Linked DNA regions of Mus musculus: region 2 is linked to region 1. Evidence: chromatin loops called from intact Hi-C (ENCODE). Cell type or tissue: heart. All regions are shown on one strand. Links, peaks and the distances in the headings refer to the core of each region. The heading gives the core; the rest is flanking DNA. Region 1 has its middle 27 kb from the start of 6030471H07Rik. Region 2 overlaps Ccdc171 (coiled-coil domain containing 171).

Region 1 (12,834 bases), core at 1,987-9,986:
AAATTCAGAAGTTTTGTCTTTAGAGCAAGAGGCTCTTGGGAGAAAGACCAAGAGGCAGACATAAAAGGAAGTGCCTACAAAAGGAAGCTAGGCCCTGGACAGGGTGGTGGTCTTTGCAAACCTTTTATGTTCCACCAGGAAATGGACAAGGACAAGGAAGACCTTTCAGGCCCAAGTTGAAGTTGGTACCATTTCCCCCAACTCAGACTTTAGGGTTTGCTTCTCTTCATGATGCATTTAAACAATCTATACTTCTATGGCTTATTTTTTTCCTCATTTGTTAAAGGAGAAGGAGATTGGCTCTGGGTGAGTGAGCCAAGTGTTTGATCCCAGTGCTCAGGAGGCAAAGACAGAAGGATAATGTGTTCCAGGCCAGCCTGGGGTACATAGTAAAACCCCGTCTTTAAAAAGACAAGAGCTGGGAGTATAGCTCAGATCATAGCGGCTGCCTAGTGGGTGAAAAGCTGTGAGTTTGATCTGAGAGAGAGTGAGGGGGAGAGAGGGGGGTTCCACTTTAGCATTAAACTCTGTTTTTTTTTCTTTTCTTTTTTTTGTTTATCTATCTATCTATCTATCTATCTATCTATCTATCTATCTATTTATGTTTGGATTTTTTTGAGACAGGGTTTCTTTGTGTAGCCCTGGCTGTCCTAGTAGCTCACTCTATAGACCAGGCTGGCCTTGAACTCACAGAGATCCACCTGCTTGCCTCCTGAGTGCTACAATTAAAGGCATGCACCACCACTGCCCAGCCTAAATTCTGGTTCTTAAAGAATCAGTCACACACAAAGAATGCAAACCAGCATTTAAGAGCAATGGAGTTGGCCTGTAAATGAAAGCAGATCTGAGGGAAAGACTTGGGGACATTCTATTCTGAGGATGAGAGGATCATCTGACTTGTCCAGACCAAAGGGACAGCTTGGAGAAGACCACACAGCACCCTCTGGGTTCTCTTTCAGATATGTTAGCTCTGTCTCTCATGGAAAGTGTAAAGTGACCAGCCGGGCTCCGGGCAGTACCTGTGGTAGTTGAATCTTATTGGTGCTCATGATTCTTTGAATTCTCAAAGGAGAGAAGCAGAATCTGTCTTCCTTCCAGCTGTGGCATTGCTAGGAAGCCGGTGCCGACTGACAACTTCTGCCTGCACCACTGAGACCCCGCTAAAGAAGCAAACACTGGACCCTCAGCATGCGGGTTTCACGGAAAAACTCAGGGCATCTGCCTTGTTTCCCTTTGGCACAGTGGAGAACACTCCATTCCTCCACAGCACAGACAGTATGGGACACTTGGTTTCTGCTTTGCAACATGGCAGATGGCCTGGGTTGCACGGTCTGAAAGATACTGGTGTGCACGAGGCGGGCTCATTTTCTTGAGCTTTCTCGCCTGGCTTTTCACAATAGTTCTCTGACACAATATTGTCAAAGAAGCAGGGGTGGGGTAGAGACGGAGACGGAGGAGGGAGAAGAAGAGGGGGAGAGGTGAAGTCTAGAGCTCTAGAGGACGACTGTCCCCTCAAGAGGAGCCATGGCCACAAGGCCCTTGGAGCCCGTGAGCTTTCGTCCCCTGCATTATTCCTTTCTTGGATCGCCATCTTTCTCTCGGGAGCCTGAGGCTAAGGAAACGTCTACTTTTCCATACCGGCTCATCATCCATACAGTTCTTTAATGAGAATTCAGAATTCTCTTCATTTTTCTCTCTTTACTTTAGACGCTATGTTTCCAAGAACAAGCCGGACACTGATGAAGCCGTGGCTGATGCATGGTCTGGCTCTCCTCCGGAAGTGGTCAGCCATCCTGGCTCCCAATGGCTGAGAGCCAGTTTCTCAGACAGCCACTGTGATTGGTTGGAGAAAACAGAAACCCCAAATTCGATTTGGTGGTCCCTGGAGACTTCTGAGTGAGTAGGCTTCTGGGAAGGGGTCTCAGACAGGCTGTGCTCTTAGGAGAGAAGTGCTTTTGAAGTGCAGTAAGGAAGAGGAGAGAAACCACAGTGAGGGGGCACTGCCCCTAATGCAGGGCGTGCCCACTAACACCAGTCAGGGGTGGCACTCTAGATAGGAAGTGCGGAAACTTCCTGAACGGGGGACAGGAGGGGGTGTTTTGTGAGATACTTGGGCTCACTGATTCTCTAGCTTTGCCAGCTTGTCAAAGACGCCAGGGTTGAACGGAGGCATGAGCAAAGACTTTGCTGATAATCTACCAGGCAGCTCACTGCCCCTCGAAAAGTCTCTGTTTTGAACAGAGGCTCCAGAAGGAAGCTTCCGTGCCATTCTGAAGTTGGGCGCCAGAACCAAGCAGTCCCAAAGCTACGGCCCAGCTGTGTTAACTAGCTGTGTTATTTCTGACAACTTGTTGACGCACATTATCTTCAGTTCCCTAGGCCCAGTACAAGGATTATACTACTGTTGTCACGGAGCCGTTGTGAGGATTAAAAAAGGCGAATATGTGCAATAGCTGATCTTATGTGCTAGGTTCACCGGGTATAGTGCTATACTCTTTTGTCTAATCACCAGTTTAGATGCTACTGTAAGGTATGTTGTAGATATAATTAACATTTGGATAACTAGACTGAGCAATGCAGATAACCTTTTGTAATATAAGCTGGCCACATCTAATCAGTTGGAGGCCTTAGGAGAAAACACTGTAGCCCCCAGTGTGGAAGGAACCCAGCTTCCTACTGCCTTGAGACAGAAGCCTACTCTTCCTTGGGTCTCTACCTTGCCAGCCTGCCCTGCAGACTTAGGACTCGCTATTCTTGTGATCTTGTGAGCCAATTCCTTAAACTTCATTTCTCTGTCTCCACCCTCCTCTCGAGCCCTATGGGTTCTGCTCCTCTAATACAGTAGGCACAAAATATCGAGCAAGCCCACTTCTGGCCATATTATGAACTTGATAAAACGTTGTTACCCTTTAAAATGTTTAATTTATTCTTTGATGATTTCATATGTGAGAACAATGTATTTAGATCACATCCATGCCCCATCTCACTCCCCCATCTGCCGTGTGCTCCTGCCTCACCTAAGCCTCAGCATCAGCAAGAGCAAGCTGTGTTGGACTAAAATTTAAAAGACTCTAAAGTCAAAGTATTAGTAACGAAATGTAGAATAAAAGTAGGATAACGATGCTTTAGGCCTCTGGTCATTGTGACAGGACACCTGACATTATCCATTTAAATTTTTCAAAAACACATTAATTTTAGCTCATGGTTTTATATACTTCAATCAGATGGACTAACCTGAAAGTCTTTCTGTGCCTGGCTTTGTTTAGCATGTCTTACACCTTTCAAGTTTCAAGTTCTTTGTGAATGACAGTGTTTTCTTCTTTTCTAAGACTCAATAGTTGTGTGTGTGTGTGTGTGTGTGTGTGTGTGTGTGTGTGTGTGTTTGTGTCTGTCTGTCTGTCTGTGTGTGTGTGTCTGTGTGTGCATGTGCGTGCATGCAGACATACATTCATATAGTCATATAGTCATCTTGGTTGTTCATTTCTCCCTTCCTCTCTGGGTGGGCACCCATCCTCCATGCTTCCCCCTCTTAGCCTCATTCCTCAGATCTGAGTGTGTGACCTTTGCTTCCTCCTGGGTGTGTCCCCAAGCTCCACAGCTGTGTGAACTCAGCCTCCTGAGCCCTGAGGACCTACCATGCAGTGTAGGTGGGAGAGACTGAAAGATGTAGTTAGCTGGGTGGGAAGGCCACTCCTGGGAGGCCGCATTCTGTGCTGGAAGCCAGCTCCACCCCTGACTGATATTTCAACAATTCCAGAAGGAGCATTTGAAAGACCTTCTGCCAAAGGACTACTACTGTTCTGTACACTGTACACAGCTTTTGCTCAGTCACATCAGGGGTTCTTTACAGAGTCACAGAGGTTAATGACTGAGGAGAGGAAAAAGCCTCACTAAATCCTCGGGACACCTGAGAACCTAGCACTAGTGTTTGGTCCTTTGAAACAAACACACCCTCAAAAAAAAGGACAAGGGATAGAAGGTATTGGGTTTTCTTGTTTTCTTGCAAAGATCTTTCACTCACTTTGAAGTTCAGCAGCCTCAAGCATTGCCTCTATTTTGTGACCTTGGGCAAGTTGCTTCTCTGAACCAAACCTTAAAGATGGAACTTTTCTTACTTGCTTGCTTTAAGAATTGTGTGTGTGGCGGGGGAACCACAAAGCATCAACACAGTGCCTAGAAGCACAGTGATAAGTATGCTCACAGAATCTGAGGAGCATCTCTTGGTTGCATGCCTTGAAGCTGCAGGCTAGGAGAGTATTTTGTTTTTATTCGCCATGAAGGAGAAGGGACACAAATGTGCACTGTTTTGGGACTTTGGTGCAGTTTCACCTCTTCTCTGCTTACCTGATATCTCATCTCGTCACAAGGTGATTCCTACGAGGGAAGTCGGGGGTTGGAAGTCAGCAGTTCACTTTTTCAGAGCATCCAGGTCCCCTTGGGTGGGCTCTGCTATCCCTAGCAAGCAGACCCCGCCTTACTTGGCTCCTGCAATCCACAAAGTGGTATGGCTGGCGGCCATGGGAGAGTTCTTTTTCTAAAGTATGTTTTCTCTATAAACACAATCATAAAATGAAAGCCAAGTGTCAGTAATGGCCGGTTGCACCCAGCCCAGCCCAGAGGTCAATGTGGAGGAGGAGAGGCCCTGTGTCCCACCGTGTTGTCAGGATGCACAGACCCTTCCTTCCCCAGATTCACTTGGCTGGAAGAGTTTCAAGAGGGTCAAGGGAGAAAAGGCTTTAGGAAGGAAAAACAGAAGGAGGAGGAAGATGAGGAGGAGGCGGCAGTGCTGGCTAAGGGGCGGCTATGCTTAGCTGCTCCCTCTCCAGGCTCCTCTGCTAGACTCAGAAAAATAATACTCCTTCCACCGACTTGTCATTTGACCCATAAATTGCAGTACAGGGGTGCTTAAGACTCCCCCTGGGGCTTTATCTGTGCACTTCCGGTTCTAAAGCAGAGTTCCTGACCACGGACATGGCCACACCATCACAGAGCCTGCCGTGGGATGAACTGGATCCGTGGGATCCCTGAGCTCTGCAGCCATGGGCAGGAGTGATGGGAGGCTCTCTCTCCCTCTGACTGCATTCCCATGGATGGGATCAAGTGGAGTTTTGGAAGGATGATTGTTGGCAACTCAAGCCCTGGCTCCTTGAAGGCACAAAGTGGAATGGAGTCACCTCTGTGAGTCAGAAGACAAGAGCCTGCGGGCTTAAGTGGTAGAAGCCCTCTGGTCCCAGAGCCCTGTGGCTATGGAATTCCCTCTCTGACACCCCTAGCATTTTGGTCTGTCTGTTCTTCCCTCCCCATGCCTACCACCATGGGAGCTAAGCTCTTACTCAAATACTTGATGAATACCACTGGTTCTAGCTACATTTCGTGGTCCATGTCTCTTTTGGACCTGCTTTTAAAAATTGGTTCTTCAAGGAGGGTGGAGGGCAGGGGAGGACATCCAGAGGTGTGACAGGCAGAGCTGGCTCTGAATCCTTCCAGATGCACTGTGGTCTCTTCAGAAGGAAAACTTAAGGCTCACAGCTGCATTGCTACAAGCGTGGGGATGAAGCCGCCGAGGGCCTCCACATATTTTCCTTGGCTCCTGCACAAGCCGTTGACATCATTTCAGACTGCACCATTCAGCCACTGCTGTTTAGAACTTGTGGCCGAGTGGGGCTACGTTCCAGAATCTGGGGAAGGTTCTGATTGCAAATTGGGTGGTGGTGGTGGTGATGGTGGTGGTGTGGAGGTGGTCCCACCAAGTTTGTAAAAACAAACAAAGATTCACTGAACCGTGCCCTTCCTCCACTGGGATGACGAGCGAGGTGAACTCTGCCCGCTGCCAGCCCACTCCTGTAATGCACAGGGATCTAGGCTGGAGCAGCAGAGCCTTTGTTCTGGTTCTAAGAAAGGGAGAAGTGACAAATAACTGCTGTGGGTATGAAAACCAGAGGTTCCAGTAGCAAATTCTGTCACATCCTCCCAAATACCACTTGGGCCTGGGCCACTCTGGGCCCATCTACCTTTCCCTGCAAATTCCACATTTCAGGAAAACCCTGTTAACAGTTCCCAGAGGCCCCAGAAAAGGAAATGGCAAGAGTCAGATGTGTAAATATTAGGAAACTGGGCATGTAGGTGGGTGGGTGCGTGCTGTGTGAGAGGATTAATGGCGTCAGGCGCCAGCCAGCTCCTCTACATGGGACTCCTGTGAGGGAGAGTCTCTTAGAGTCAAGTTCTCACAGCTCCACAAAGCCCTCCATTCTGGACCCAAGTACAGCTGGGAAGAATTTCAAAAGTGCAGGCGAGCTTAAGGAAGATTAGGGAGAGCCAGAGGAGAGTGCCTCTGATTTCCGCGGACGATGTCACTGTGGTGTCCAGGATGTGAGACTCCCTGTCTCCCACCAGGGACAAGGGGGCTTACTGTGACTTCCCAGCCTCTAAGGCTGCCAGGGCTGACTCGGAATCCCAGAAGAGTCGCTGTACTTCCACAGCTTCCACTGATGACTTCTGTGGGTCAGAAATGAAGCACGGTCTTCTTTCCCCTGCCTCTCACAGTACAACTGCCAATGTCTGTGGTGTAAATACTCCCGTTGGGGCCAATTTTAGGTTGCCAAAATATTTGGGGACAATTTTTCATCATTCACTTAGAGTTCTTCACATCTTGCGAGCAGAGGGACTGACAGCTACTATTCTGGATTGGTTTTCAAAGTCCCTCTCCACCCCCAGCCCACATTTAAGGCAGAAAATATAGACCCCAGGTCTCCAGAAGGTGGCAAGTATACACACTAGGAGAAATTGCTCCTTGTGCAGGACTACCCCAGGAGAGCTGTTGATCAAATCCCCTTCATTAACTCTGTGTGAAAGAGAAATACGCCTTCCTCACCATGAGACAATGAGACTTAGGTTTGCTGGTGCTTGCTGGTATTGCTTACCCTGGCTAATACAGGTAGCCACCACAATTCTCTGCACTTAGAGATAAGGAAGTTGAGGTTTGCAGGCTCATGGATTAGGTAAGATTGCTGGTAAATGGAAGAGCCAAAATCTATATCCAGTTCCATCCTTCTCCAAAGCCTGTCTGTAAGCTTTGATGGCTTCCCATGACAGAGGCCAGGGTAGCAAGGGGTCTGAGGGCTGCTGGTTTCCCAGGAAGGGAAACCGATCTCCCTGCCAAAGAAGGCCTGTTCTGTGGTGTGTACCACATTCTCAGGGTAGTCTGGGCTGAAATCTGTCCATCTGCTGCTCCCTGGGAGATGGCTTCATTGTGTACAAGCTGCTACTGTTCAGGGCAGAGCAGGGATTCTCTGAAGAACTCTATCCTGACAATGACTATGCACCCAGGACAGCTGGGGGACTAAGCCAGGTCCTATGACAATGAAACACTCACCACAAGGGGACTGTGTGTTTGTGACAATTTGGTAGCCACTCATCACTGGGAAACTGCTGTAGCCACATCCCTAGTCAGCTGGGAACCGCCAGGGTGCACAGCCAGGAGGGGTCGCCAGGAAGCAGCCGCCCAGCTTTGACTTCCCTGAAGGTCCCAGGTAGCTTACATAAATCACCTTTTAAGCATCTCTGCTGCACCTGCTGCAGACATACAGCTGCAGTTACAACTGCTTGCATGACTGTCTTAGAGACTGACACAGGATTTGTGTTCTGATTTCTGGATGTGTTTTTAAAGGAAAACTCCGACAAAAGTATTTGAACAAGGCCACGTTTGGTTTGACATTTAATGAATCACCCGTGTTGAAAAGGGAGAAAGTACATGGATTCGGGAATGCCTTGGAAAACACCAACCATGGAAACACTGCAGGGTGATAAAAGGAAGCTCGGGAGGTGGAAGGGATGTCTGTCCTATTAGATGCTGCCTGTCCTGGCACTGAAGGAGGGAAATGTTCAGGAGGCAGCTCTGAAGTGTCTGACTTCACCGGCGAGGTTCTCTGAGCTGTTACTGTAATCCACACCACTTTTCTGGAAAAGAACCCAATGAGGTTAGGGCAGGTGAGGGTGCTCATGTTTAAAATCCTAGCATTCAAAAGGCTGGGGCAGGAGGTTGGTGAGTTTGAGGCCAGCCTACATAGGAAAATCCTCATGTGGGTGTGTTTGTGTGTGTGTGTGTGTGTGTGTGTGAGCGCACATGTATATGTGTATATATATATATATATATATATATATATATATATATATATATGGAGAGAGAGAGAGAGATACAAAGTACAAAAGAGAAAGATTATCCTCCACACGAGCACACTAGATCAGGATTGTGTAGAAAATGCCTGATGAATTCTTCCCCAGAATGTTTGTGAGACAGGCTCACTGCTCAGTCATGGGTCTAGATGACCACCCTCTGAGCCTGTGCTCTGTGTCTCTCATCCTGACCTTCTAGAGGAACAGAGCCTTGGCTTTGCCTCTGGTCCTCTTGGCATGGGTATTCCTCCCCACCACCCACCTGGTAGGTCACTGCTGTTCACAGCTACTTCCAGGCTCCCAGAGGTTCTGACGCAGACTGGAGAGCTCAGCCGAGGTGTGACTAGATGGACATAAAATAAGTAGCTATGAGGCTGAGAGCCTGACTGCTGAGCTCTGGAAAATACAGGCTTCACAGACCATTTCTCTCTCTCTCTGGGTCCTGCCCAGCTCCTCCCAAGCCTTGGCACTCCACCATCCAAGAGGAGGAACAGTAACTAATAATAGACACCATTTCCAATAATAACACAGGACTCCCATCCCACTATAGAGTCCGAGGGATTAAAATACTCCGAATGAAAGAAACTGCTTGTTTCATGACTCGACCTTTGGCAAGCATGGCTACTGATCCCCAGCCGTCCCTAGACTGGCCTGTACAGGTCGAGACAGGGAAATTGCAGTCTTTGCTTCCCTTACAGGGCCCCTCCCCTGTGCATCCCACCACCTTACTTCCCTCCCTCAGCTGCCTTGCCACCACTCTGTTCCAAACCTGCATCTGAGCTTGCTTTTCTTGTCTCGAAACCATTCTGTCATGCCCAGCCCCAAACCTTGGGCCATCTGAGCCCCAGGCTAGCTATGAATGGTAAATTTACTTAAAAGGTTATTAGGGGTTTTATGATTTTTTTTGTAACTCAGTTGTGCTATTCTTGAATATGACCTTTGTAGATGACAATGTCACGTTTATTGCAATGCCAAGGGTTGGCTGTGCCTTTAGGCAATGAGATCTAAATTCCTGGCTCAATTGGTAAGGTGTTTGCCATGCAAGCATGAGAACACAAGTTCATTCCACAGCACCCATACGAGAAAGCCGGGAACAGTGGCAAGCCCTAACAGTCTCAGAACTAGGGACGTAGAAACAGGTAGATTCCCTGGGGCTTATGGCCCAGCCATCCTAGCCAATGTGGCAAGCTCTTTGCCATTAACAGACTAGCTACAAGAAGTGAAGCTGCCCCTCAAGAACAACATCTGAGGCTCCTCTGGCTGCCACACCCATGCAGGTGTGTGTGTGTGTATGTGTGCCTGCACATGTGCGCAAATGTGCCACACTGGTGATGGCTAATCTCCATTGTCAGCCTGACTACACCTGGAATTAACTAAAATTGCAAGTCCCTGAGCACACGTGTGAGGGGTTTTTAGTTAATAGGATCATTTGAGATAGGAAGACTTGCCCTTAATCTGGACTATACCTCCTCCTGGTAGCCTATGGAAAGGACAAGCTTAAAAGAAACTTTTGTTCTTTGCCTATTTGCTCTTATTCTTGGTTTGATGGCATTAGAGCCATTCTTTGGGGTTCTGACATATCCTGAAAAAGAGCTGAGACACCCAGCCTCGTGAACCAAACAACCACCGGATTTTTTGGTAGACAGCCATAGTTAGACTAGCTGGACCATAGCCTGTAAGCCACTCTAATAAGTCACATATAAGTATATTCTCTCAGTTCTGTTCTCTAGAAAATCGTAGTAGTACACGCACATACCAATATCAGGAAATCTACATACATCTAAGTGCCTAGGTATCAAATGTAAAAGTTGGTAAATTTTGACATACACATAACAATCTAACCACATCTTCACGATTTCCTTATCTCCCAGAGTTCCCTACGACCGGTGGATGCTCCCTTCAGCCATAAGCAACCACTAGCCTCATTTCTATCATCGTGGAGAAATCTGTCCAACTTTGAGTTTATTTAAAGGAATCATACAATCTTGCTGTCTGTCTCCTCCATAAAACCTAATGGGCTTGGATTTTTGTTTGTTTATGCAGGTTTTCACATATGTGGGTAGTTTGCTCTTTTTCTTTGATAAATAGCATCCCATAGTGTGACTATGCAGGGATGATTTCAGTTGCTGGATTCTTGATCTGTTTGCAGTCTTAGTGATGCTGTTGGGAACAATCTAGCCCAGGTATTTATGTGAGTAAGTAATACATGGGAGGAAGTAGACATGCTGGAACATAGGACAGGTGTGGAACTTTAAGAAATCCTCAAACTATTTTCCAGACCAGGTTTGCCACCTGACACCTCGTCCACGGTGTAGGAAATTGGGTACATTACGTTCCTGTGACTCTGTCTGCCTTCACTGTTTCCATGCATAAAAGTCCCCTGACTGCTACCTGACTCATCTCCTAAGCCACCTCTCCTAAGCCATGTAACGTCTGAAACAAATCAGCTAAAAATAGTCCATACCTCAAACTCACCTAAAGTTCCTTCTCACTCGCAGTGTCTGAAGTAGCTTAGTGTTGGCAGGACATTGGGAGAAGTAATTCAACATGGTCTTGTAGAGAATCAGCTATGGGCAGCTCTGCCATGTCCAAGTGAGGCAGCTGATGGAGGGGAACAGGGAGTGGAAGGAAGGCACCCTTCACTGTAAGAATGGCCCAGAGGTGGCCATCCCATCAGCCAACATTTCATGATGGGAACCAATTGTAGCTTACAGGGAGCCAAGCAAAGCTGAGTGGTTGAGTGGCCAGCTGGACAGCTGCATGCCAGCCATCAGACACAGGATGCGAAGGGAGTACCAGTCTTCTGGGTGGGTGATCCCCACCCCCTCAAGAGTTACCATCATTTCCTTCTACCCTGGCAACTGCTCCATTGGCACAAAGTTTGCATCTGCAGGTCATGTGAAATGAATTGCTCTTTCCACCATACCTCCATCTTGTTTGTGGTTCCCCTTCACCACATAGGACAGTTACGTGCAGAGGGAACTTTCTTCCTTCCATTCCTCACTATTTGGCTGAGGATTTTCAAGGTGGGCTGAACCCCGAATGCTGTGTGGAGAGGAAGCCTCTCTTGTCTCTCTGCTGAGATCTGGGCCCTGGTAAGTCAGATATCACACTCCATCTAACACTGTGCAAACCAAAGCAGCTCAACTCAGAGAGGGACACAGCTGTGCAAACTTGTTGGCATGGTAAGGTACAAAGTCAACTAACCATATGCTTTGAGTACTGTGCCTAGACACTAGCTTCACTTTGTCGCATAGAGACAGCCAAGGTGAGTTAGCACAGAACCTCAATTGTATACATCAATGTGTTCTCCACACTGTGTTTTAAGACCCACAGGGCTGGGGCCCTGCAGTACTCTGACACATCATGTGTTGTAAACACTTCATTAGTGTTCATGGGTGAATGAATAATGACTTCTCCTTGCTAGGGGTTTCTTTTGCTGTGATGAAACACCATGACCAAAAGCCAGTTGCAAAGCAAAGGGTTTATTTGGCTTATACTTCCACATCACTGTTCATCACTGAAGGAAGTTGAAACAGGAACTCAAGCAGGGCAGGAACCTGGAGGCAGGAGCTGATGCAGAGACCATGGAAGAGTGTTACTTACCTGTTTGCTGCTTGTGGCTTTCTCAGCCTACTTTCTTATAAAACCAAAGACCACTAGTCTAGGGTGGCATCACCCACAATTGACTGGGTCCTCCTCCATTAATTACTAATTAAGAAAATACCCTACAGGCTTGGCTACAGCCCGGTCTTATTGTGACATTTTGTCAATTGAGGCTCCCTCCTCTCTGGTGACTCCAGCTTGTGTCAATTTGACATAAAACTAGCCAGCACATAATTACAATGTTTATCGTTAAGGTTATTGGTAAAGTATTATTAGGAGCCTGATAATTTTACAGGAACAAGAGTTTGCACTTACTATCTCAGTTAATCCTAATGCCATTCCTGCAAAGTAACCATTACCATTTGTTTTAGAGGAGATGTTACAATTTGGGTTACTTGAGTGACTGTCCCTCATGACGTGTGGCTAGCAGTAAGTGCCAGAGCTGACAATGGAAGTTGCGCACTTGCCTCAGTGCCACATATGAGCCACAGGGCTTTTTTTTATGCCCCCATATATTCTTTCTCAACAATGAAGAGCAACAAGTCCAGCCCACCATTCCTGAGCATTGAGCAATTCATCCCCTTCTGCCATTTTCCTTGGCCAGCTCCACTGCCTGCCCAGTGGAAGGAAGGTGGGGGCTTGTGGTAATTACAGACCGTGTTGTCCTTTTCATTTATGTCTTCACAATCCAGCTTGACACTGTGTCATAAAAGTTTATGTACTGTGTTCTCTCCGTTCCTCACTAATATTCGCCAGCATTCTCCCCGGCCATCCTGAATCAATACCACCGCTCCCCCTTTCAATAAAGAAGGGAGCTGTGAACAAGGCCCAAATGTGCACAGTGACTATTTGCGGCAATTAGACGTCACTCTGAAAAATGGCCACTCTGAAGGAGAGTGCACGAGATCTAAGGACTGGCACATCACTAATGTCCCTCACCAGAGACTCTGAAAATTGCATGGCTTAAAAAATATCCTCCATTCCCCTCATCTCTCCTCTTTCTCATACTATCTTGTCTTTCTTTCTCACAAGAGATAAGAAGACAGAAGGGCATTC
Region 2 (8,000 bases), core at 1-8,000, 190 kb after region 1:
TTTGAAAGGAGGAATTACAAACGGAGAGCATGCAGTTCGGAGGAAGGTATGACAGGGTCCCAGATGAGCTGGAGGGGACTGGGGGGCAGTGGTCTTCCTATGCTTCCTGTCTATCCAATGGGACATTGTGAGTGCTGACCAAATGTAAGAATGAAACAGGTGAAATTGTATAGACGATTAGATCACACCACAATCGAGAAGCATTGGACCAAGCAGTAAGTACTGGCATGGTGACCAGTTGAACTCTTCTGAAGTACTGTCAAAAGGCAGCACTCTGCAGTGATGCTAAAGAGAGGAAACCGTCATAAACGGTTCCTGTTCCAATAACCCCGTTTCAAATATCCTACTCTGAAAAGTAAAAGCATCCATAATCCCATATCAGAAAATAATATAATAAGTTACTCTGTGTGTATATTACATTTTAACCTGCTAGGAAAAATAGAATATTTTAAAGAATTTGAGGATTTTGAAAAAAAAAGTCCAGAAAACATAAATATGTGAAACCATGGTATTTAAAAAAAAAAAAAAGATTACTACAGAGCAAAAGTATTATACAACCACAAAAAAATTGAGTAAGATACCTACATAGGAAGAAATATACTTATCCTTCAAAACACTTTTATTCTTATACTTGCTTAAAGAAAAAATGTCATATTACCAAGAAAAGTCAAAACCAATAAAGATATGCATAATTTTAATCAGAACAATCTATCATACCCAGTGTTACTTAATAAGACACCTTTTCAAAGTGAATCCCAAGACACCAGAAAGGTTTAGCAGAGCTATATTGAAATAATCATTTTTATTGTGAGGAAAATAAATCTATACTGCATACAATCTATATGGCACATTTTCCACCAAATCCATTATTTTCAACTAGAATTCCAAAGAACTAAATGATGGACTGAAGACCCCAACCTTCACTGCCCTTTATCTTAGTGGGGGCATCGTTCTCATCTGTGTCAGGCAAACACTGAGAATAAAGGGATAACCAAAAGAATGAGCCGCGTTCAGCTTCTATCAAAGGATGCCCTAAGCCAAAGTTCTGCAAAAACGAAGACAGCTATTTCTTCGCAATTTCTCCGAGAACACAGAACCATAAGAACAAACGCAAGAAATTTGAAACTTCAAACCAGCCTAACATGGAAGGATACACCTTGAATTCCTCTTGCATAAAAGCAGCTTCAAAAGAGAAGGAGGAAGCCCTTTTGTTCTAGGTAAAAGATCATAACTGCAGGGCTAGAGAATGTGCCAGGCTCTATACACAGCCGCTTCATGCTGAAAGGGGGGAAATTAGCTGGGGGGTTTTTAGACACGGAAAGCTATAAAACTTTTATTCAGATTTAAATGCACTTGTCCCTTAAATGACAATGTGACCTTGTCGTGCCTGATGTTTTCTCTCTGTTGCATCTCCTGAATTTTTTTTCAGAAAGAATATCTAGTCATATCTTTAGGGTATGGGTTGTATGCAAATGGTCAGTAGCTCTGGCCTAGACTCTGTCATCTTGGGCATATTGTATACCCTCTCTTTTTCCTTTGTAAGTTTTATAAATTTCTTTTACAAGTTTTATAAATTTACTTTATAAGTTTGACATGAAGATTAACTCAAATGATAGATGAACTAAAGACAGATGTAGAGCATGCCTCCAAAAAAATCTGGTAGTTTGAAGATGTTCTGGGTTGTTATTGGATACTTACAAGACGACTGATTTCAACTCTGTCTTGAATCAGGAGTCCAACACTTTCTTTCAAAACACACATATTACCTATATGCTCATCCACTTCTACCAAACACTACCTATGTATGAACTCCTACTACAACTTGAACAAATGCTGAGTTAGCTCGCTCATCATTCACTGAAAAGGATTTTCAAGGAAAAGTTCTCATGAGATGATTATGAGACTTAATGCCTTTTGTACTTCCTGTCATGCTTCTGCCTTCAGTGCACTGCTTTCTTTTAATTACTGACTTTTTTCAACTGTTGTTCTGTGATATTGTCATTCATGTCACATAAGAGTAAGTTTTCATGTCCAATAGTGAAAGAAATTGGAATGACCTCAAATACATAGCTATTCACGGTATCTGCATCAATTGTATTGAAAAGGCCAGAGCACCAGAGCCATCAAATAATTACAACCTCTAGCTCCCCTGCAGGTGGAAACAGACAGGTCTAATCAGCCTTCTCACCATGGAAAAATACTTAGGCGATATTAAAATATTAAAAAACCATTTAATGAGGTCCGTTTCCTTCCAAAAGTAAACTGAGTTTGGGTCTGAACACGCTTCAGGCAAGGGACGCTTCCACCATAACATTTTAAAAACTAGCCATTATTTCCCATGCTGAAAAAAAAAATTGCAATTTTATTTCCTAACAGCAAATGAAACTGTCAGGAAAATTTAGGTGTAATAAAGTTGGGTGGTTAAACCAACATGCTAGAATTAAAATAAAACTGAATTAAAGGAGTTAAAAGTAATTCTTGTGTCAGTTGCCCCTCAAAAATACTACTCAGGACTTACTGGTTTGAACAAATGGAGTTTCCTTGTTCTTGATAGAGTCATTAATGGTGATACAAATGAAATTGTGTGTTGAACAATACGTTGATTAAAATGTACTGCTTTTGGCAACTTTTCCACCTAAATAAAAAGTTGTCAGGCAGGGTGAGTTTAGTGGCACAGAGTTTTAAAATGGTGGATTCAGTCCAAGGTTAGCTAATAGCAGCTGACATGCCCTGGAATCTTGCGGCCTAAATCAACATTGTTTTCACAGCTGTAATTAAGCCACCTAATCAGAAGCACATTTTGACGGGACAGTTTCTGGAAGCCAGACATTACAATTTCTTATGCCTGGAGCGCAGTGGTTCAGGAGAGGTCCGTATTTAATTTTGAGTTTAAAAAAAAAAAAGGGGTGGAGGGCAGTAAAATACGAAAGACCACTGAGATGAAGCAGGTCTGTGTGCTCCTGCCTTGACCAGCCTCGCAGCCCGCCCCCAACTCTCCGCTGAGTCCCCCCCCCCACTCTTAAGTGGCAGCTGTACACAGTGAGATGAAGGGCCATTGCCAAGATCAACAGATGAGCTGGTCTGAACTGGCTCTCTGTGTGTTCTGATTGTAAATTGTGCTGGTGATGATTAGAGAACTCCAGCACAGGATGTCGACTCTTAAGCTCGTCCAGAGAAAATCATTCTTTTTTTTTTTTTTAAAGTTCAGGAAAAATTTTTTAACTTTTTTGTGGCTTGGTGCATAGTGTTGTGTCTATTACTTTCACATGATTCAAGTGAATTCACCCAAATTAAGCAGCTCTGTTATTAAAAGAGAGTGTGGCTTGGCTCAGGGCAGGGACCTTCATCTTGGTGTGTCTATACCACAGTGCTGTGGAGAATGTTCTTGCAGTGGTGGCAGCCATGTGAATCTGCCACCTGCCAACAGATCATACTACTAAGAGGAAGACAATTCAGGATGCCAGAGTCACATACCATTAAGTGGCTGTGCTGGTAACATTAACGCAAATAAATTGCCAGCTTGTTTTCTACAGCGCTATTATATTCTATAACATTTAAACTTTCAACCCCAGAGGCCATTGTAAAACTATCAATATGAAAGCCCTAGTCACTGGAGTCTGATTACATTTAGTTCTGCATTTTAATTACATATGGATTCCATTAACTAAACCTTGTGCCTTATAGGCAACATTGTAATCAAATTACTATAATTTTCAAATACGTTACAATAGTTTGACAAGTTAAAAGTTCACATTCCTAACATATTAAATATCAAAAAAACTGTGCATTAAAAAGGGAAATATTTCTTACAAGTATACTAATCCATTCCCCAATTACTTTGGGGACTTTTTGACTACCTAGTTATAAGTTATATTGTAAGGTTTATATACCTCGTATGCTTTTGTGAGTGGTTCCTTGGTGCAGAATATAACCAAATTTAGAAACATTCATTTCATCAATATAAGTGAAGCAGGAACAACATAAAGCATAGAATTCAGAATTCTAAATTGTTATTTATAGCTCAAATAAAAGAATTTTAGAGTTGTGCAGGAATTCAACTTTCATTTCATTTAGAGTCTTCATTCTATAGCCAGGAAAACCAAGACCCATGGAGACTGTGCGGTTTACTTCCCAAAGCTTTGAGATGAGTCAGATGGCAAACTTTCTCTAGAACCCAAATTTCCTGTGTTTCTCTGTCATGTGATTTTGCAGTGTGCCATCCTGTATAAGAGGGGTGATGCCATGCCAGACAAGAACTCATGAAAAAAATTAATGTGTTAAAACACACCCAACCTAGAATTCACAGATTATCCATTTTAAATCATCAGGTACATCTGCAATTTTGTATAGCCATCCCATTTCAGAAAGTTTCCTCATCTCACAGAAACCCCACACCCATTCAGCACTCACTCACCTCCAATGGTCTCCTCCTGCAAACTGTCAACCATTAATCTGAGTCTTTATGGGTTTGCTAGCTTGGGACATTCCATATAAATGGAATCATACATGTGTGGCTTCTTGAAGAAGACTAACTGGTCTGCTCTGGTGTGTCTGGTCTTTTGTGCATATTGCAACATGGATCAACATTTCGTGGCACCTTGGGCTCTGAGAGATGGCTCAGCAGTTAAGAGCACTTACTGCTCATGCAGAGAACCTGGATTCAGTTCCAAGCCCCCACACGACAGCTCGCTCACAATTGCCTAGGACTCCAGTTATAAAAGATCTAACACCCTCTTCTGGTCTCCATGGCTACTGGGTACCATGCATATACACAATGCACAAACAATCATGCACATAAAATTTTCTTAATTAAAAAAAATGTATTGAAGCTTATGGCCAAATAACATGTCACAGTCTGAATACAATATATGTTCATATCTTTTCATCAACCGGCTTATATTGAGGAAGCCTCCTTGGCTATGGTGAATATTTATCCACTACTATGACAAAGTATTTTGTTTGAATAACTGCTCTGAATTCGTCTGGATATATACCTAAGAGTAGACTTGCTGTGCCAAATGAAAATTTCAAATTTAACTTACTGGGGGGGGGGGGGGTCATCAAGTGACCTCAATTATCTCCTAAGTGTTTGTTGAATATTTGTTTGTGTTCTTTAGAAAAGTTGTCGACTAAGATTCTTTGTTCATTTTTAAAATTAGGTTAATGGCTCCAGCTGCATATGTAGCAGAGGATGGCCTTGTTGGGTATCAATAGGAGGAGAGGCCCTTGGTCCTGAGAAGGCTCCATGCCCCAGTGTAGGGGAATGCCAGGACAGGGAAGCAGGAGTGGGTGGGTTGGTGAGTAGGGGGAGGGGAGATAGGATAGGGAGGTTTCAGAGGGGAAACCAAGAAAGGGAATAACATTTGTAATGTAAATAAAGAAAATATCTAAAAAAAAAACTAACACTAAAATAAAATAAAATTAGGTTATCATGTACTCATTGAGTTCAAGAGTTCTTCACATTTTCTACATTAGACCTAACTAGATACTTGACTGTAAATATTTTCTCCTGTTGTATTATCTTTTCACTGTCTTGGCTTTGTTTTTTTGTTTTGTTTTGTTTTGTTTTCATGCACAAAAGTCTTTAATTTTTAAGGATTCCAGTGCATCTGGGTTTCTTCTGGTGTTATAGCTATGACTCAGTTACCAAGCCTAAGCACTTGAAGGTTTAAACCTGGGGGTTTATGGATTTTTCTCATTGTAAGTCTTATACTTGGGGCTTTGATCCATCTTTGAGTTAATTTTTTTGTATGAAACAAAGTAAATGTCCAAGATAATACAATTTATTTATTTATTACTGCTCAGGGAATCCTGTGGAAGAGGAGGCAAGAAGTCTAAGAGACAGAGGGTATGGAGGACACCAAGAAAGCAAGGCCATTAAGTCAACAAGACTGGTGCAAATCAGTGTCCACCGAGACAAAGGCAGCATGCTCAGGACCCGTGTGAGTCTGTAGCAGAGTGAGGTTCTAGACCTGAAAGAAGTGGATACATGTCCCTAACCCAGAAGCTGTCTCCAACTGAACCACTATAAATGAAAACTTATTTTCCTCTAATGGAGTCTCGTTGGAGAAACAAACCACCCTAAGGGCAGGCTGCGTACCCAGCAGCAGAGGACAGCAGAAAAGGAACTCAACGGCGTCTTTAGAGGTTCCTGGCCTTATACTATGTCATGGCCTTTCTGTTTTAAAATATGATATTATTATTATTATTATATTCTTGTATTTTCTTCTCCCTTTTTACCCTATAGGTTCTTTCTATATACATTATGGATTCCAGTTTAATGTTTTTATGGTAGTCCTGAATATGTGAATGAATGAGTTTATTTTTTGGGTTCTTTCTCCTCTGCTTGTTTTGTCCTATTCTGATATGTTAGTTTTGATTTGTCTTTTATACTACATATTATACTATTTTAACTGTATTATATTATATTCCATTAGAAGCCTGTTTTCTAATGAGAGACAGAAAGTGGGTGGATCTGCATGGGAGGGGAGGTGCGAAGGAACCAGGAGAGGGAGGGGAGGAAAAACCATAATCAGGATAGATGATGCAATTAAAAATCTATTTTCAATAAAAGAAAAACATTTAGAATAATCTCTTAGCTACAGATTTTTGAAAAGAGATTATGAGTTAAAATATAATACCTTTATTCAATTTTATAAAACACAAACTACTCACATCACAGTAATTTGAAGCTCCTAGTTGTAAAACATGCTATTGTATAAACTGTATGGCAAGTATGCTGTCCCCAAATAACAGAAGTTTAAATGTCTTTTCTTAAATTTCATCAGAATCCTTAAATGCAGCACTATGCAGATGGGGTGTGTGTGTGTGTGTGTGTGTGTGTGTAGTCTTAGTTTGGAGTACCATTTAAATAATTTAAGCTTTGTTGAATAGTTTATGGTCCTTGCCTGTGCAAGGACTGCCACTCAACAGGCTCCATAAAGGGTTTGAATAAATGCAAATTAGATAAACTAAGAAAAAATCTATTTTTATGTGTGAGTGCCTTGTATATGTATATACAGCATATGAATGTCTGATACCATAGGGTCCAGAAGAGAGTACTGGATCTTCTAAAACTGAATTCATAAATGGACTGTGAGCCATCTGATGTGAATGCCTGGAAATGAACTGCACCTGAGTCCTCTTAAAGAGCAACTAGTACTCTTAATTGCTGAGACATCTCTCCAACCCCAAAATTACACTTTTAAGAATGAACATTCTACTAATTTATGTGAATTCTATTTCTACCTAGATTAATCCTCTCATATGCCCAGCTGTTATAAGACTGAGACAAGGTTTGTGTCAATTTTTTTCCCATTGTCATCAACAAGCATTTCCTGAGTAAAGTATGCTGGTCAGTTTAGTGTGCACAGGCAAGGGGCATAAACTATTCAACAAGGCTGGAATTATTTAAATGGTATGCCAACACAATGCTCTGCTTTGCCACAAACATTATTGGATTTTTGACCCTTTCATGAAGACAAATAAAGAAGCAAAGTACCCAAGTCATTTCACTTTACCATAGACATAATATGGAAATTATTCTACCTGATCTTACTGTCAGTAGGGAAGACCATGAAACACAGTTTGATAGGAATTAATCAGGAAAATGTGGTGCAGGCAAGTTCAGGGGAACTATGGTCTGTGCAGGGGACATGATGAACAGTATGTAGGTACTGGACAAATATTACAGAAGGAAGGCTCTCCCACTTGATATTAACTGAAATAGACCAGCACTTTTTAAGGTCAGGTGGTTGGAATAGATTATAAAATCAGATAGCACATTGTCTCCCCGACTCCAGGATGGTAACTGATTGTGTAGTCAGATTTCTGTGGTACCCAGACAAGATAGTGGAGTGATCAGGGGCATAATAAAGCAAAGCCTTCCTTCTGCCAACTGGAGCTTGGGTAAAAAGCCACAAGCAGTTTTGAAAATTGGTCCCTTTTTTAGATGGTGTAGTGAGGAAAAGAAATGTCATTTTTATTTGAATGTATGTTCT

The links. A loop is a pair of places that touch in the nucleus more often than their neighbours do. Peaks named below come from ENCODE experiments on the same cell type or tissue, not always from the same donor. Only the 100,000 strongest peaks of a DNase experiment are listed, where the experiment ranks them.
Region 2: a loop joins it to region 1, with 1.8 times the contacts of the local background. A loop is called at or near these places in 2 of 42 quality-filtered maps.

Annotation. Positions count from the first base shown.
Region 1 is chr4:84,011,732-84,024,565 of GRCm38, reverse strand. No RefSeq gene overlaps it. Among named protein-coding and RNA genes, the nearest start is that of 6030471H07Rik, 27 kb to the left of the region's middle. In heart, for the core only: no CTCF peak of the experiment used is centred there; DNase peaks (open chromatin) are centred at 5,575, 6,305 and 8,575; H3K27ac peaks cover 998 bases.
Region 2 is chr4:83,826,469-83,834,468 of GRCm38, reverse strand. All of the region lies in intron 25 of Ccdc171 (coiled-coil domain containing 171), which reads right to left. Gm42309 (a long non-coding RNA gene) reads left to right here. Exons shown (of 4, transcript XR_881387.2): 3 at 5,806-5,942; 4 at 7,253-7,307. Among named protein-coding and RNA genes, the nearest start is that of Gm42309, 12 kb to the left of the region's middle. In heart, for the core only: no CTCF peak of the experiment used is centred there; DNase peaks (open chromatin) are centred at 2,768 and 3,078.